Regions from separate parts of the Homo sapiens genome. Here region 2 is linked to region 1. Evidence: read pairs that join two places in POLR2A ChIA-PET (ENCODE). Cell type or tissue: Panc1. All regions are shown on one strand. Links, peaks and the distances in the headings refer to the core of each region. The heading gives the core; the rest is flanking DNA. Region 1 overlaps TMEM51 (transmembrane protein 51). Region 2 overlaps FHAD1 (forkhead associated phosphopeptide binding domain 1).

Region 1 (9,422 bases), core at 838-8,837:
CAGGCACACACCACCATGTCCAGCTATTTTTTGCGTCTTTTGTAGAGAAAGGGTCTCGCTCTGTTGCCCAGGCTGGTCTCGATTTCCTGGGCTCAAGCAATCTGCCTGCCTCAGCCTCCCAAAGTGCTGGGATTACCAGGCATGAGCTACTGGACCTGAACATTTCTTTTAAAATGACTTGTTGAAGATTTTGATTTAAACAATTCCCGGTTCCCCTACTGTATGCCAGGAGCTTTGGGGGATACCGAGATACATGAGACAGACTTTTACAATCCAGCAGGAAGACAGGCGATTCTGCCTAACAGAAGGGAAGTCAGCGTCAGAGAAAGCATCAATGTGTGTTGAATGCCAATTCTGTGCCAGGCCCTCTGTGGAGCTCTTTATGTGCATCATCATTTAATAGTTATTGGTTCTATTTTATAGATAAGGACACAGGTTCCAAGACGGAAAGTAATTTTTCTAAGGTCACACAGTGAGTACGAGGCAGGGGTAGGGTACGCCTGATCCTAAAACCCACACTTTTAAACACCAAGTAGCACTGCCAAAATGGAGCGTGTCTGAAGAGCTTCCAAAAAGAATGACGGATTCAATTTGAGGAGGGCAGGGAGAAGGAAGATACGCATGCAGCTCTGCAGGGCCTTGAGGCCTCTGTGGCCTTCCTGTGGGTGGAATTTGGGGGTAAGAGATCAGGATATTCCAGGGTGAGGGCTCAGCCTCAGTAATCCCACAGCGATGGGAAAGTGGGCATCTTCCAGAATATGTCATGGCTTGCAGAGAAAAGAGGCAGCTTCCCTCCCCGACTCCAAACACAAGCTGTCGGTGCATTGTATAAAACCTGACATCACCAGGGTCCTTGCTAATCCACGTAAGTGTTGGAGAAATTAAGGAAGACAAGTTCATCTTGAAGACTCAAGGGACCAGAAGCAGAAGCAGCGAGTTCATGAACCATACATCTTTTCTTGAGGCACTTGACATAGTGTCTTTCTCTAAGCAGGTGGCTGGTGTCCAGCCTTATTTAGAAGGCTGGCACGGGGGACCCAGTCACATTCAGTATTTCTTGGGAAATGTGACATCTCACATTTCAGAGACTTCCTCTGCCAGGATAGCACTGAGGGATGCAGATCTCCTGTCCCCGTCAGCCCAATGTGAGTCTGACACCTCGAACCTTCTCCAGGTTCTGGCCATCGGTGTCTCTGGGGACAACAGCAGCAGCCCCCCGACCCTGGCAAACAAGGCTAAGCACAGGCTCTGACCATCAGCCAGACCCCCAGTACTCTAGTCCCCCAACCCCCAGCACATAGTTAGGGCACTGACACCCCAGGCACTTTACACAATTTAGCTCATTTATCCCACCCAACAGTCATATAAGGGAGGTACTGTCATCCCCACCTCTGTCCATTTTATCAAGGAATACGCTGAGGCACAGAGGTGGAGAAACTTGCCCAAAGTCTCAGTTTAGTAAGTGGCAGCGCCTGTCCACAAAGCCCCTTGTTTAGGCCGTCCTCATTCACGGAGCAGCAGAAAAGCCAGCCTTTCCACCAAGGCAGGGCAGAGTTCCCATCAATGAGGTCTCGCTCTCTCACCCAGGCTGGAGTGCAGTGGCGCGATCTTGGCTCACTGCAACCTCTGCCTTCCAGGTTCAAGTGATTCTCCTTGACTCAGCCTCCCAACTAGCTGGGATTACAGGCGTGCGCCACCACACCCGGCTAATTTTTGTATTTTTAGTAGAGACGAGGTTTCACCACGCTGGCCAGGCTAGTCTTAAACTCCTGACCTCAGGTGATCCGTCCGCCTCGGCCTCCCAAAGTGCTGGGATTACAGGCGTGAGCCACCTCACCCAGCCTAGGTGGACAACTTTGGAGGCTCAGCCCTGGAATCTGAAGAGTGGGAGGACTGGGGGCCTGGAAGAGAAGCTGGAGCCTGTCCCACGTTGCTGCCTGTGGTCAGTGTTCCTGGTGGCCAGCCAGGCTTGTGTGAACCTCGGTGCCATCTGGACTCAGCATTTGTCCTTGTGTGACAGGCAGTTCTGGACACTGACTGGACTCATTTAGTTTGTCTTCCCCAAGGGGCATTTTGCAGAAAAAAGGAGAGAAGTCACAGATGAGAATTTATCAAATCAGGGACTGCAGAGGGTGCTGGTGAGTATCCACTCCACCTGTTATGCCGTGGGACTGGGAGCCTGGGCTCCAGATCAGAGGCCGGGTTTGTATCTCAGCTCTGTAACTTAGTAATTACCTAGACAAGACAATTCTTAGGGCTCTCAGTCTCAGCTCTGTCATCTGTACAAAGTAAATTTTACTGGGATCTACCTCACTGGGTTTATAAGTGACGAGCTCAGAGTTTTGATTACAGGTGTTTATTCATTTACCTAACACAATATTAACTGAGCACCTACTATGGACCAAGTCCTGATCTAAGCACTGAGGACATAGAAACAATCAAAACAGACAGAAGGCCTTGTCCCCATAGAGCTCACATTAGAGTCTGTGGTATGGTAGCAGGTAATACAAGCTAAAAGAAAATAACAGAGCTGTGGGTAGTGATTTTAAAAACAGGCCAGGTGTGGTGGCTCATGTCTATAATCCCAACACCTTGGGAAGCCGATGCGGGTGGATCATGAGGTCAGGAGTTCGAGACCAGCCTGACCAACATGGTGAAACTCTGTCTCTACTGAAAAAAAAAAAATACAAAAATTAGCCGGGAGGGGTGGCGCACGCCTGTAATCCCAGCTACTCGGGAGGCTGAGGCAGGAGAATGGCTTGAACCAGGGAGGCGGAGGTTGCAAGTGAGCCGAGATCACGCCACTGCACTCCAGCCTGGGTGACAGAGCGAGACTCTGTCTCAAAAACAAAAAACAAAAAACGGTGGCCAGGTACACAGTCACCAAGAAAATGATATCTGAGCAGAGATTTGAAGGATGCGAGGGAGGAATCACATGAATACCTGGGGAAGAACATTCCAGGCAGAGGAGGGAACCACAGAGCCAAGGCTCTAAGTCAGGAGCCTGCCCAGCACTTTTCAGGGACCATAAAGCTGAAGAATCCATGAGTGAATACATTGAGGGCCTTGACCCAATGCCCTGCAGACAGTAGCTGCTCTAATTGTGCCAGAAATCCTTTAAAGGCCTATGGAGGCAGGTGGGCGTCCATTAATCTTTACAGAGGCCCAGAAGGGGTCAGAGACTAACTGAAGGCCATTCAAGTTAGGGGCAGAGAAGAAGCGGGGTCCTGCACAGGGTTCTTTGCTGCTCACCACCCTGTGTTTCTTGGAATTTGGGAACAGGCACATGGGAGGCTGAATCGTGGTCTTCAAAGATATCCGGGTCCTAATCAAAATTTGTAACTTCTAGCCTATATGGAAAAAGTGCCTTTTTGGACATGATTAAGTTAAGAATCTTGAGATGGGGAGATTACGTTGGATCATCCAGGTGGGCCCAATTTGATGAGTAGTAGCCTTATAAGAGGGAAGCAGAAAGGTCAAAGGAGGAAGCAGGAGATGGAATCATGGAAGCAGGAGGATGTGAGGAGAGAGTCACAAGTCCAGGGATGCAGGTGCCTCCAGGAGCTGGAAAAGGCAAGAAGACGCATGCTCTCCTAGAGCCTCTGGAGGAACCAGCCCTGCCCACATTGTGATGTTAACCCATGAAACTGAGGCTGGACTTCTGGCCTCCAGAACACATTTATTGCAAGACAATAAATGTGTGTTGTTTTCAGCCATGAAGTTTGGGGTAATTTGTTATGGCAGACCCAGGCAACTCCTGCAGGTGGCATTCCCGTTCACACCTGTGTATGGTGCCTGCCAGCACAGACTGTTTACCTACTCAATAGCTGATTTGATTAGGCACAGTTTCTCAATCCTGATAAAACCAATCGCTTGGTGAATTATGCGCCCTTTCCTCGTGTGGCCAGGTTGGAGGGAGGCTTGGCATGGCGGTGCTCCTCTACCAAGTTTACATTTTAACCCAGGATTCTGCTAACGAGCCAAGTTTACACTTGTTCTAACATTGCTGGGACCAACAAACTTGATAAAGGTATTCTCGTGCTTGAGTCAGCAGGCACCCCACTTCCTGGGGGCTCAAAACTGCAGTTCCAAAGTGCTGACGACAGGACAAGACTGACGTTTACTTTAAGTACTCATTATATGAGGGCTTTTAAGCCAAAAGTCGAGGTACGTGAAGCAGACAGCCAGCCCTCTGCAGGCCCACGAGTCCTGCAGAAGCAAGCCCTCTGTGTTCCCAGACTTTTCTTAGACCAGCTCTGATTCTGGAGATTAGGACGCCGTTTGAGAAAGTTTGTCCTGCCCATATCTGGACATTTTCTTTTTTAGCCACCGCAATGCTGTCTCTGTAGAAGTGGTTCCCAAACCTGCTGCCAAGAGCTCTTTTGGTATTGAGCCGAGCTTGTCCCCCTCCCCTCGCCATTCCCCGTTCCCTCATCTCCACTTTATACCTGACTTTCCTACTCGAAGCATCTTAGCCAGAGCTGCTTTCTCGAGTCCTGGGTTTCCTTCCTGTCTTCGATTTTTAGGAAGTCACTTGTCACACTTGATTCTTTTTCCAACTGTTACATTTCGGAATTGTGGCAACTACAGTGAACATTCTCCTAAGCTCCTATGAAATGCCAGTGCTGGGTGCCTTACATGCCTTTATTATTATTTATTACTTATTATTACTATTAATTTTATGTATTCCATTTTTAAATTTTATTTATACAATTTTAATACTCATTATATATTTACTTTTCTTTATTAATTTTATGTATTCTGTTTTGTTTTTATTTATAAAATTTTAATATATTTATTTTTCTTAACGACCTATTACGAATATTATTTACTTAATATAATCACAGTCTAATTTCTCAGTTATTTATTACCATGCTTAAACTTCCCAAGCTGATGAAAAAGTTTCTAGAATAAGCCCCATTTCACAGAAGAGGAGCCTGTAGTTAGGGAAGTTAAGAAACTTGCTCAAAGTCACACAGTGAATGGTGCAGCAAAGATTCAAACTAGACACGACTCACTCCGAGTGATTAGTTTTATCTGGATGAAGGAATTGTGCCCAGTCAAACCAACTATTGGGTAAGTAAACAGCCTGCGTGCTGGCAGGTGCCATATACAGGTGTGAGGCACCTGTGGCACACTCCACTGCCTGGTGCCTCCCGGGCCCCCCACTCCCACGAAGAGATCCTCCCTGTGCTGCGGCTGACAGAAACTTTCCCTAGGTCAGTTTCAGTCTCTGTGGTCAGGAGATACAATTCCCTGTTTTTCTTAGTGTCGTTTTTCCCTTCATGAAAACCAGCTTCCCCAGTGTGAGTCATTCAGTCCCCTGCAGCTCTGATACTCATCTGGATGTGTTGTAAATAATTGACGCTGAGATGTTTAATCATAAAACTGGAATTAAGGTTAAAAGGGGACAGCTTGCAGGGAAGGGGAGGGGAAGAGAGATTAAGAGCTTGTATTAGTTTGCTGGGGCTGATATAACCAGTACCACAGTCAGGGTGCCTGAAACAACAGAAATCTATTTTTTCACAATTCTATAGGCTGGAAGTCCAAGATCAAGGTTGGTTCCTTCTGAGCAAGGTTGGTTCCTTCTGAGGCCTCTCTCTGTGGCCTGTAGATGGCCACCTGTTCCCTCTGTCCTCACGCGGTTGTCCCTCCGTGTGTGTCTCTGTCCTAATCTCTCTCTTTTTTTTTTTTTTTTTTTTTTTTTGAGACAGAGTCTCGCTCTGTTGCCCAGGCTGGAGTACAGTGGCATGATCACAGTTCACTGCAGTCTCGATATCCCAGGCTCAGGCAATCCTTCTGCCTTAGCCTTCTGAGTAGCTGGGGACTATAGGTGCATGCCACCAAGCCTGGCATTTTTTTGTAAAGATGGAGTCTCCCAGTATGGCCCAGGCTGGTCTTGAAATCCTGGGCTCAGGAGATCCTCTTCTCACAAGGACACCAGTGATATTGGATTAGGGCCCACTCATATGACTTTACTTCACCTTGATCCCCTATGTAAAGGCCTTATCTCCAAATGCAATCCCATTCTGAGTACTGGGGACAGGGGGCTTCAACAAAGGAATTTGGCGGGGGACGCAATCCAGCCCACATTTGCTTCGCTTAGGCCCTCTTTCCCACTGGGTAATAAAAAAGATCTACCCTGGGCCGAGTGCTCACAACCTCCACGGTATTGCTAATATGTTTCACACATCATCTCCCAGCAGCCCCGGGAAGGAAGTGCTACGGTCCCCACTTCGCAGAGAAGTCAGGGCACAACAGCTCACAGGAGGGAACTAAATCCCACCTCTGCCCAGCAGCAGCTAGGATACAATATTGGTCTCATAGGGTTGAGGGGTGAGCGTGTTATCCACGTGGAGGGTTATCCAACAGAGTGTTTGGCTGGCTGTGTGCAGGTACCACAGGGAAAGTATATCATTTCAGAGCTGGAGGGCCCTGGTGACAGAGAAACATGGAGACTGGGGAGATGGGAGACTATGGCAGCTGAAGGCAAGGACCCTGGCATGCATCTGCTTCAGTAGCTGCTCCTTACGCCTCTCAGAATCTCAGTTTCCTCTTCTGTGTTTGGTGCTGCCAAGACATGATGCTGCAGGGAAAGCTGGCATTATGATTCCCCCAACCCGTGGCTAGCCCACCCTCACAACCACCTGCCCCCCTGGGTTTTAAAATCTCTGTGAACTGACCGGGTGTGGTGGCTCATGCCTGTAATCCCAGCACTTTGGGAGGGCAAGGAGGGTGGATCAGCTAAAAGTCAGGAGTTTGAGACCAGCCTGGCCAACATGGTGGGACCCCATCTCTACTTAAAATATAAAAAATCAGCCAGGCATGGTGGCGTGCGCCTGTAATCCCAGCTACTCGGGAGGCTGAGGCAGGAGAATTGCTTGAACCCAGGAGGCGGAGGTTGCAGTGAGCTGAGATTGCGCCGTTGCACTCCAGCCTGGGCAACAAGAGTGAAACTTCGTCTCCAAAAAAAAAAAAAGTCTCCGTGAACTAAAAAAAGACACAATCGACTTTCTTCACAGCCAGCATGGCATTATGGCATTCAGAAGTGGCCTCACTGTCTATAGAGAAGCCCTGGTGAAACTTCCATGCTGGAAAACGATTTCACAGGGCTCAGTGGGCACATCTTGGGTGTTTTTCCCCTCTGCCACGTCAATCTGTAAACACCAAGCAGGTCCCAGCTAAGGGCCGGAAACGGGGTTGACCTCCTGAGGAATGCACCAGAGAGATCTGGCCAAGGTGAGATGTCACCTGCCCGGCACAGCTCACCTCCAAGCACAGTGAGCCTGCTGCTCTTTCCTCCTTCTCCCTGTGCTGGAGGGAAAGAAAAGAGAGCGTGCCAATTCACTGGTCTGATGTTTTCATTTGGTCGGCAGGGTGGCTGAGTTTTGCCAGTTGGCCAGGTGGGGTGGCTCACGCCTGTGATCCCAGCACTTTGGGAGGCCGAGGCAGGCAGATCACTTGAGGTCAGGAGTTCAAGACCAGCCTGGTCAACATGGTGAAACCCCGTCTCTACTAAAAATACAAAAATTAGCCAGGCGTGGTGGCGGACACCTGTAGTCCCAGCTACTCGGGAGGCTGAGGCACCGAGAATCACTTGAACCCGGGAGGCAGAGGTTGTAGTGAGCTGAGATCACGCTACTGCACTCCAGCCTGGGCAACACAGTGAGACTCTGTTTCAAAAAATAATAGTAATACTAATTTTGCCTATTTGTGGTTCCCAATATCCGTGTTCCCCTTCCTCCATAGTAAGCTGATGCTCGGCTTTCCGTGGCTTCCTAGAATAAAGATAGCAGTACCCAGCCTCTTAGGCAGCTCACTAGCGGTTGCATGTGACTAAGTTCTGGCCAATGGGATATAAGCAGGGTGTGTATAGGGGGTGGGGCACATTCAGGAAGGGAAACATGTTAAATGAGGAGACATGTCTCCCCCTGCTTCCCACTTCCTATTGGTTCTAGTGCAGATGTGATGGTTGGAGCTCAAGCAGCCATACTAGGATGTGAGGTAGAGACTGGCAGAGCAGCAAGATAGAAGGAGCCTAGGTCCCTGAGGATCACGGTGCTGCCTTTTCAGCCCTGGACTGCTGACCTCTGGACTCTGTTTACATAAGAGAAAAATAAAGGTTTATCTTATTGAATCTGCTTTTTTTTTTTTTTTTTTGTCATGTATAGCCAAAGCTACGCCTGTCCACACAGGCTGAGAGGTTCACGGTTGTGGGAGGAAAGGTGGTGGCTGGCTGGGTGCAGATACCACAAGGAAAGGGACATAGTTTCAGAGCTGGAGGGCCCTGGTGACAGACACAGCGAGATCAGGGAAGTGGAGGGCTACGGCAGCTGAAGGAAAGGACCCTGGTGTGCATCTGCTTCACTAGCTGCTCCTTCCACCACTGAGAGCCTCGGTTTCCTCATCTGTAAAATGGCAACAATGATACCATCCCGACAAGAGAGTACACAGAGCCTGTGCCCATAATCGGAGCACTGGTCACAACACACACTTAGCAGGAATGAGGTGAGTGATTCAGTACGGGGCTTTTGGAGAGAGCCTCAGTACGGGGCTTTTGGAGAGAGCCTCAGCCAGAAGCAGGGTAAGAAGATGGCCTGGGTAAAGATGCAGAGAAGGCCTCTTCAGTCAGAGAGGCCGGGAAGCCCTGAAAACGCAGGGTCCAAAGGTCACAGGAGGAGGTGTCCAACAGGGAGGGGCACCGGTCAGTCTCAAGCGCCCCAGAGAAGTTGAGAGGATGCTGTTGTTTTACCTGCCCAGCAGGCACTCCTAACCTGCTGGGAACAGTGCCTGGTTTTCCTTCTCTAGGGCCCTCCCCATTCTCAGTCCATATGACTTTGATTCTGGCTCAAGGGGCAGGCACATGCCCAGGCCTGGCCAATCAGGGCCTCCCACACTCTGGGGCACAGTGATAATTTCAAGACGGACACGTAACCCACACTGGGCCAATGAGTTTCAAATTTTAACTTTCCCTGGAATTGCTGAGAAAGAGACACTCCTCCATTGCATAGGCAGCTCAGAGCATTGGGCAGAGAAAGCCTGCCTGGGAATGAATGAACACAGCAAAAAGCAGAACCAAACGGCAGGGAGTGAGTCCTCATGGCACTGTTTGCAAACCTGGATCCCGCTGTGTCTGAAGAACCCTGGAGGGCTGAGTGATAAGAGCTCATTCATTACACTGAGTTTTCTGTCTCCTGCATTTGAAAGAGTCCTAGAATGCCAAAACTAGAAACTGAATTCTAGTCAACACTTATCTTTAGAATTCTGCACTACATCCCAGGGCCAACTAGCTGAATTAATAGGTGACTTGAAATTATGTTGTCACTGTTGTTTAATGCACATACTTGTTCATAAGTCTTTTTAAATTGGAAACTGGGAAAACAATTTTTTTGAAATGACATGTAAAATTGGATGGTCATTCT
Region 2 (9,422 bases), core at 1,018-9,017, 110 kb before region 1:
ATACTGAGAAATCCTATAGGTTCAGGATTCTAAAGTCAGAGCATTGAGGTACATTTTGCAAATAGTTATTATTATTATTATTATTATTATTATTATTATTATTATTTGAGACGGAGTTTCACTCTTGTTGCCCAGGCTGGAGTGCAATGGCGCGATCTCAGCTCACTGCAATTTCTGCCTCCCAGGTTCAAGCTATTCTCCTGCCTCAGCCTCCTGAGTAGCTGGGATTACAGGCGCCTGGCTAATTTTTGTTATTTTTAGCAGAGACAGATTTTCACCATGTTGGCCAGGCTGGCCTCAAACTCCTGATCTCGTGTGATCCACCAGCCTCGGCCTCCCAAAAGTGCTGGGATTACAGGCATTAGCCACCGTGCCTGGCCTCAAAATTACTTTTAAACAGCTCTTGACTTGCCTACCAGGTTCACTCCACACAGAATATTCTTACCCACACTAAAGTCTAAGGGAAGAAATGAAAGTCTGTCTAACTGCACTTGGGCCTGCAAACATTCTGCTTCGAAGGTGACTGTGCAAACCAGTGGTTACTGGGATGAGGGGAAGCCCACCGTGTCCTCTTTTGCATGCAGTGATTCTATTCTGCTTTAATATTAAGCCTTGCCATGGAAATAGCCAAGCTGAGAGGTGCATTTACTGCTGGAATTAACCAAACTCATTTATAATGGGCATTAGAAAATGTTTCCTGGAGTTGAAGCTACATCTTGCTTATTCTGGGGCACGTGCACGCCGATCTTTGAAAAGGTGCAAAGAATGTGGCCAGCTGTTTTAGTTTTTCTAGGTAGGCATTTCATGTTTTGCCCCCAACGCCCACCCCCCCACCACCCCGCCCCCAGCACAATGGTGTGAGAGGAAGGAATGAAATTTAAACTAAGGGCCCAGGGTGAATGAAACAAGCATATCACGTGACTTCACTTTAGCTGCTTTTCACCGGATGGCTACAAGGTGACGCAGTCATCCTTACTCACTCTAGAGCCAAGGGCTTCCAGCTGGTGGTCCTTGTCCTTGTTCTGACTTTTTAGGTGACTGACCTCTTCCTTTAGTTGTTGAACTTGCTCATCCTTTGCTAATATGTCTTTTTGCAAAGATGACACCATCCCTGTAAAAAAGAAGACTCGCAGAGGTCAAAGAGGCAGTGAGGATGACTGTCATCGCTGCCGCTGTCAACCAGTTTGTGACGAGCCTGGCACTGAGAAGGGAGGTGTCTCCAAGGATCCCAGGAGCTTGAATGGGGTTGAGACCAATATCCACTGCACATCATTTGTTCAAGGTCCCAGTGAGAAGGAGAGGTCAGTCAGTGCGTGTTGCTGGAGACAGGAAACATCTGTCGGGGTGCTGTGGGCATCGGCCCTGCCTGGGAACAAAGGCTCAGCAGAGAGAGGGACCAGGAGGGGCCACGACATGGGCCTGTGGCAGCAAGGGACGTGTTGATTCACACTCATCTGAGTTTGGAAACCGTCTCTAGCACTTACTAGCTCAGTCGTCTTTTTTCTTGAGACAGGGTCTTACTCTGTCACCCAGGCTGGAGTACAGTGGCACGATCATGGTTCACTACAGCCTCGACCTCCTGGACTCAGGCGATCCTCCTGCCTTGGCCTCCCAAGTAGCTAGGACTACAGGTACGTGCCACTATGCCTGGCTAATTTTTGTATTTTTTGTAGACATGGAGTTTTGCCCATGTTGCCCAGGCGGGTCTCAAACTCCCAGGCTGAAGCAATCCACCAGCCTCTGTCTCCCAAAGTGCTGGGATTACAGATGTGAGCCACAATGCCCAGCCTAGCTTAGTGGTCTGAAGAAGTTATTTAACCTCTCATTGTATCTACAGAGTTGTATAAAGAACATAGTAGAGTGGCTAACACATAGTGTTTATTCCCTGCCACCCACAAGTATATGTGGTAGCCAGCTTGCAAAATGGCCCCCATGATCCCTGCCTGTTAGAATACCTGGCCTCGTGTAGCCCCCTCCCACCTGAATAGGGCTGACGTGTGTAACTCATATGGCACTGTGGAAGTGGTGAATGTGACTTCCCAGGGTGAATCATCAAAGATGTTGTGGTTTCTTCTTTGCTCTCCTTGGATCACTCAGTCTGGGGAAAGCCAACCGCCATGTTGTGAGGACACTCAAGCAGCCCTAGGGAAGGACACACATGGTGAGGAACTGAGGCCTCCAGCCAACAGCCATGTGAGCGAGTCATTCCAGAAGGGGATCCTCGAGCCCTAGTCGGGCTTTAGATGACATGACAGCAGTAGCTCCTGCAACCTCGTGAGAGACCCTGAGCCAGACTAAGTCACTCCCAAGTTCCTGAACCACAGAAACCGGGTAAGATAAACATATTTGTTGCTTTTTTGGGATAACTTATGTGACAGCAGATAGTCAATATATTATTGTATTATCACATTGAGAAAAAGTGAGAAGAAGGGTGCATAATGCAGTGGTATTGGGTTATCTCATACGGTCCTTTTCTTAGAAAAACATTCATCCTAGTTTTATTGGTGGGTATCAATCAAGAATCAATCTTTATTGCACAATCAAGGATGTGTAATAAAGAACAACATGATTCAGAATTTCATTGTAAAAATGAGCTTCGTCCGGGGACACAGTTAAGTTCCTTAGAAACAGACTGCTCTCTCTGGGGCTTGCCTGCATGCTTTGTGAGGCGGGACCAGAGTGACCTTTTCTCTAGAATGAATTTGGCTTGAGTCTCTACCAGGTGCCCTGTGTAGTGCAAGGTTGCCCCATTCTGGATGGTGGGAAAGTGAGCTACTCTCAGGCCTACGTGGGCTTCGAGATGGTTCCCTCTGCTCCTCCTGGGTGGTTCCTTCCCTGCCCACATGCACGTGCTCATCACACCTGACTCTGCTGAAGACTTGAGGCGGACCCTCTGAGATCTCCGGGGTGCTCTCCGTGCAGCCCCCTCCCGCCTGGCACGCCACCCAGCAAACTCAAGCTGTGCTGGCTTCTCCACCTCCATCTCCTCAAGTCGGGCTGACCACTGGGCTCTGTCTGGCTTCCCCTCCCTGCTGTGGTCTGGAAACTCTCTCCAGCGCAAGCCAGCCGGGGGCAATCGTAGATTTCATCTTGTTTGTTTCCACTCCCTCCCAGATCATCGTCACATGCTTCTTGGGGCCAATAGATGGAAACCATTATTTCAGACATTTTTTTCTGTTTGTTTGGTTTTTGTTTGTTTGTTTGAGTTGTTTCAGGCAGGTGAGGAAATCCGCACCTTGTTCCTCCATCTGCCTCTCTTCCTGTGGAAGATGGGGTTTGTGATGTGTTGTGATGGCTTCTGTGAGCCTGGGTCACTGTGTGGCCACAATGACCAAAGCCCCTACTGACCCATGATGGGCTCAGGGTGGAAGCAGGAGCTGAACCTGTCTATTGTGAGCCACTGAGACTTGGGGGACTGTTTGTCACTGCAGCGTAACCCGGCCCAGTGCTTCTCGAGCTTAAGTGTGCACAAGCAGCAGCCGGGAGGCTTGTGAAAATGAAGATTCTGATCGGAAGGTCAGGAGTGGGGCCTGAAATTCCCAGTTTCTCACAAGGATCCAGGTGATGCTGATGCTGCTGGTCCAGGGACCACACTTGGGGCCGTGAGAGTGTAGCCCATCCCAGGCCATACCTGAGCCCAGGTCTGTCTGACTCCTTGATTAGAGGAGTGGTGTCTGAGACAGGCTTGTAGCGTGGATGGGGTGTGATGGACAGACGCTGGGGAGGAGGGCAGGGCCCAGCGAGATCCCCCTGGGATGCCTGGTGCCCAGAGCAGCCCTGCCCATAGGGCTCACAAGTATCCAAGAACATTCCATGTTAGGGAAGAACAGAGGTAGAAGCCTGGAGTGGGGAGGGGGACTGCAGAGTGAGGCAGAGGGAAAGCCACGGCCAGGCGGCCTGGGTCCTGCGGAGACAGCGATTGTGTCTGACTCAATGCTACGCTCTGCTTTCACAGCCACGGGCATGTTTCCTGCTGTGCAGGGGGGACTTTAGGAGCAATATGCCCAATCTGGACTCATTCCCTCTCCACCACCTGCTTTTCTCTCTTCCCCCTTTCTCTGTCCATGGCCCTATCATCTGCAGGTCTCGAGACATGCCATTCTCTGCCTTAAAAACCCTAACGTGTCCCATCACACTTAGAAGAAAACCTGAACCCCTCCCATGTAATGTGGCCCTGCCTCCCCCCTGACCCCACCAGGTCCCATAGCCCCTTGTTCCCTGACTCCAGCCACACTCGCCGGCAGTTGATCCAACACCGTGGCTTGGTCCAGCCTCGGGGCCTTTGCACCTGTGCTCTCTGCCCAGCATACCGTTCCCAGGGGCCTCCCGACAGCCCCTCCCACCTCCTCAGAGATATCCCTGCCCAGGCACTAAGCCAGGGATGTCCAATCTTTTGGCTTCCCTGAGCCACACTGGAAGAAGAAGAAGGGTCTTGGGCCACGCATAAAATACACTCACGCTAATAATAACTGATGAGCTAAAAAAAAAAATCGCTAAAAAAAAAAAATCTCATAATGTTTTAGGAAAGTTGAGGAATTTGTGTCGAGCCTCATTCAAAGCTGTCCTGGGCCATATGTGGCCCGCAGGTCGTGGGCTGGACAAGCTTGCACTAAGCTATTCTCCTTCACTTCACCCCCTGAGTGCTTCCCCACCACGGTGTCCAGCTTTATTTCCTCTGGAGCACTGATCTCTCTCTGGTATGGGCTTGTTCATTTATCTTTTTACTTCTTATTGTCTGTCATCCTCTCCCAAGTGTGAGCCCCATGAGCAGAGGGGCAGAGGGATCTTGACTGCTCAGGGCTCTCTCTCCCCAGTGCCTAGAACAGTGCCTGGCATCTAGCAGCTGCTCCATAAATGTGCTGAATGAATGAATGAATGAATGAATCCAGGCTAAGAAACAGCTGTGCCTGGCAAGGGTGGGCCATGAGTTGGCTGCCCCCTTGCCCACCCAAGTTCTTGAGTATCCAGCTACCTCTCAATTAGCAAAATGCTTTCGCTCCGGCCCAAGAGCACCAGTGTGAGATGGGTAAGAGGCTGGGTGCCTTAAACTGGCAACCCCATTTTAGCCACATTCTAGTTTGCATTCACAGCAAACTGGCTCATGGGACTGCCTGAGCTGCAGCTTGTCCTGTGTGTTCCCTGGTGAGGTCCATGCTCAGCAGGCCTTTTAGCTAACAGATAACATTTGCTCAAATATTTATCAAGGGCTCACTCCAAACCAGGCCCTATGCTAGGAACTGGATGGCACATAAACCTCTGAGGGTGAACTCAGATTCATGGACAGGAACTGCCTAAAGGGCTGCTGGGAAGAACTCTGAGGCTGCAGCCAAGTTCAGTAACAAAAAGTATGTGGTTGATTGGTGATGTCTGCTGTGGCCAAGAACAACGGGTGCGGGAGTGGCAGCTCCCAGGCCCGACTCCAAGGGCTCACCTGATGTGATAGCGTTGTCTCTCTTTAAGTTCTCGCCCTCATTCTTCAGGGATGTGATTTCTGAGTTCCGCTCTGACAGGGTCTGGCACAGCACCTTGCTGTAGCCTTTCTGTAGGGCACTGATCTGTGGGAGGAGGTGGCACAGTCAGAGGGGGGCTGGCCCACGTCTGGGAGACACACAGGTACTTCTCACAAGCTTGACAGAAAGATTCAGATTGAGTTTTGGCTGGGGTGTTGGGGAAACCAAGCTTTTTAGTTTTAACCAGTGGAAGGGACAGGGGAGGGCCTGTTCCTTCAAGGACCACCACTTCCTATGTCATCAAAACATGAACCTTATCTTTGTGCCCATAAAGGGGCCCAGGCCTGGCTGCCACTGGGGACACCTGGTTTCTTAATGTGCCTTCTGATGACCTTTGGACTCTCAGCCATAAACAGATCACCTGTTGGTTCCAGGTCGCCCAGTACTGACTGGATACAGAGCAAAGTTCAAGAGAGGGAAGCATGTTATAAAATTAATTCCCTCAAATGATAACAATAGGTTATATCTCACAGAACACTCTAGAACCTACAAAGCCCACTCACAGACACTACTCCTTCAACAGAGCCTCATGGCCTCTCCACAGAAGGCTCCTGGGAATGCTCCCGTATTAGTCTGTTTTCACGCTGTGATAAAGACATACCCGAGACTGGGAAGAAAAAGAGGTTTAGGCCGGGCGCAGTGGCTCACGCCTGTAATCCCAGCACTTTGGGAGGCTGAGGCGGGTGGATCATGAGGTCAGGAGATCAAGACCATCTTGGCTAACACGGTGAAACCCTGTCTCTACTAAAAATACAAAAAATTAGCTGGGTGTGGTGGCGGGCACCTGTAGTCCCAGCTACTCGGGAGGCTGAGGCAGGAGAATGGTGTGAACCCGGGAGGCAGAGCTTGCAGTGAGCCGAGATCGTGCCACTGCACTACAACCTGGGTGACAGAGTGAGACTCCGTCTCCAAAAAAAAAAAAAGAGAAAGAGGTTTAATTGGAATTACAGTTTCACTGGCTGGGGAGGCCTCAGAATCATGGCAGCGGCAAGAGAAAATGACGAAAAAGCAAAAGTGGAAACCCCTGATAAACCCATCAGATCTTGTGAGACTTATTCCCTGTAACTAGAACAGCATGAGAAAGACCAGCCCCCATGATTCAATTACCTCTCCCTGTGTCCCTCTCACAATGTGTGGGAACTCTGGGAGATACAATTCAAGTTGAGATTTGGTGGAGACACAGCCAAACCATATCATTCTGCCCCTGGCCCCTCCAAATCTCATGTCCTCACATTTCAAAACCAACCATGCCTTCCCAATAGTCCCCCAAAGTCTTAACTCATTTCAGCATTAACCCAAAAGTCAAAGTCTCATCTGAGACAAGGCAAGTCCTTCCCGCCTATGAGCCTGTAAAATCAAAAGCAAGCTAGTTACTTCCTAGGTACAATGGGGGTACAGGTATTGGGTAAATACAGCCATTCCAAATGGGAGAAATTGGCCAAAACAAAGGGGTTACAGGGCCCATGAAAGTCTGAAATCCAGCAGGGCAGTCAAACTTTAAAGCTCCAAAATGATCTTTTGACTCCAGGTCTCACATCCAGATTACGCTGATGCAAGAGGTAGGTTCCCATGGTCTTGGGCAGCTCCATCCCTGTGGCTTTGCAGGGTACAACCTCTCTCCCAGCTGCTTTCATGGGCTGGCGTTGAGTGTCTGCGGCTTTTCCAGGAGTACGATTCAAGCCATTGGTGGATCTACCATTCTGGGGTCTGGAGGACGGGGGCCCTCTTCTCACAGCTCCACTAGGCAATGCCCCAGTAGGGACTCTGTGTGGGGGCTCTGACCCCACATTTCCCTTCCACACTGCCCTAGCAAAGGTTCTCCATGAGGGCCCCGACCCCACAGCAAACTTCTGCATGGGCATCCAGGCATTTCCACACATCTTCTGAAATCTAAGCAGAGGTTCCCAAACCTCAATTCTTGACTTCTGTGCACCTGCAGGCTCAACACCATGTGGAAGCTGCAAAAGCTTGGGGCTTCCACCCTCTGAAGCCACAGCCCAAGCTCTATGTTGGCCCCTTTTAGCCATGGTTGGAGTGGGTGGGATATAGGGCACCAAGTCCCTAGGCTGCACACAGCATGGGGACCCCGGGCCTGGCCCACAAAACCACTTTTTCCTCCTGGGCCTCTGGGCCTGTGATGGGAGGGGCTGCTGTGAAGGTCTCTGACATGTCCTGGAGACATTTTCCCCATGGCCTTGGGGATTAACATTAGTCTCCTTGGTACTTATGCAAATTTCTGCAGCTGGCTTGAATTTCTCCCCCAGAAAATGGGTTTTTCTTTTCTACTCCATCATCAGGCTGCAAATTTTCTGAATTTATGCTGTTTCCCTTTTAAAATGGAATGCTTTTAACAGCACCCAAGTCACCTTTTGAATGCTTTGCTGCTTAGAAATTTCTTCTGCTGGATACACTAAATTATCTCTCTCAAGTTCAAAGTTCCACAAATCTTTAGGGCAGGGGCAAAATGCCACCATTCTCTTTGCTAAAACATAACAAGAGTCACCTTTGCTCCAGTTCCCAACAAGTTCCTCATCTCCATCGGAGACCACCTCAGCCTGGGCCTTATTATCCATATCGCTATCAGGCTTTTTGTCAAAGCCATTCAGCAAGTCTCTAGAAAGTTCCAAACTTTCCCACATTTTCCTCTCTTCTTCTGAGCCCTCCAAACTGTTCCAACTTCTGCCTGTTACTCAGTTCCAAAGTTGCTTCCACATTTTCAGGTATCTTTTCAGCAATGCCCCACTCTATTGGTACCAATTTACTGTATTAGTCTGTTTTCACACTGCTGATAAAGCCATACCCGATACTGGGAAGAAAAAGAGATTTAATTGGACTTACAGTTCCACATGGCCGGGGAGGCCTCAGAATCATGGTGGGAGGCGAAAAGCACTTCTTACATGGCGGCGGCAAGAGAAAATGCGGAAGAAGCAAAAGCGGAAACCCCTGATAAAACCATCAGATCTCATGAGACTTATTCACTATAACGAGAACAGCACAGGAAATACTGGCCCCCATGATTCAATTACCTCCTGCTGGGTCCCTCCCACAACATGTGGGATTTCTGGGATACAATTCAAGTTGAGATTTGGTGGGGATGCAGTCAAACCACATCAGCTCCCATTTTGCAAGTGAGGAAATCAAGACTCAGAGGGGTGAGGTTGCTTGCTTGGGATTGCACGGATCAGTCGGTGGTAGAGTTACGATCCAAATCCAGGCTTTAGTTGCCTGCTTCCAGTTCTTTCCACGTGGCTCTAGGAACCAGCATTAACAGCCTGAGGCCGTGGAGCATGGTAGGGACTCAGGAGCCAGACTGCCATCTGCAAAATCCGTCTCTGTGTGAAGGTAGGGAGGACACCAATTCTGTCCCATTTTTTTATTCTGTAAGTGTGGTGACAGTCGTAATTTCAGGGTTGTTGAAAGCATTTTCATAAGTTAGTACATGTAAGAGTACATAGACCATGCCTGGCTCCCCACATAGACACTAGCTCTGATTATTCTACGGTGCGTTTTAGCTTCTGCTTCTCTTGCCTGTCTCCAGGAAGGTAGACTGATAGTATTTTTGTGTGCATTTGTAAGCCTTGCCTAGGCTCACTTAAACACCAGTGTGATTGTTATTAAGAGGAGTGCAAGAATCCCTGTTAATCATCTCATCGTGTTGCAGGCATATCATAAGATATGACAGGGTGGGAGTCGGGGGGGACCCCGACAATGCAGATACGGTGTGCCCTGCACCTGGCCACCAGGTGGCGCTCACAGTCTGTTTTTAGTGTCTGTCCCTGAAAACCTTGTGGCTATGACTCGGTGGTAGAATTAACAGAAGGATCAAGGTTTCACAATTTCTACGGCCCATTTCGTGCACCAGTCACATCTTCCCTGGGGCATCTGAGACACTGGAGAAGGGGTGCTCACTAG

Evidence for each region. ChIA-PET counts read pairs that join two places held together with the same protein. Peaks named below come from ENCODE experiments on the same cell type or tissue, not always from the same donor. Only the 100,000 strongest peaks of a DNase experiment are listed, where the experiment ranks them.
Region 2: POLR2A ChIA-PET joins it to region 1 with 15 read pairs; 2 of 35 experiments call an interaction of 5 or more read pairs at or near these places.

What each region holds. Positions count from the first base shown.
Region 1 is chr1:15,196,693-15,206,114 of GRCh38, reverse strand. All of the region lies in intron 1 of TMEM51 (transmembrane protein 51), which reads right to left. Among named protein-coding and RNA genes, the nearest start is that of TMEM51-AS2, 30 kb to the right of the region's middle. RefSeq lists enhancers at 684-853, 1,222-1,777. In Panc1, for the core only: no CTCF peak of the experiment used is centred there; a DNase peak (open chromatin) is centred at 5,348; H3K4me3 peaks cover 602 bases; H3K27ac peaks cover 944 bases.
Region 2 is chr1:15,304,746-15,314,167 of GRCh38, reverse strand. FHAD1 (forkhead associated phosphopeptide binding domain 1) reads right to left here. Exons shown (of 34, transcript NM_001391957.1): 7 at 5,432-5,555; 8 at 981-1,111. Among named protein-coding and RNA genes, the nearest start is that of FHAD1-AS1, 34 kb to the left of the region's middle. RefSeq lists an enhancer at 8,099-9,298. In Panc1, for the core only: no CTCF peak of the experiment used is centred there; no DNase peak of the experiment used is centred there.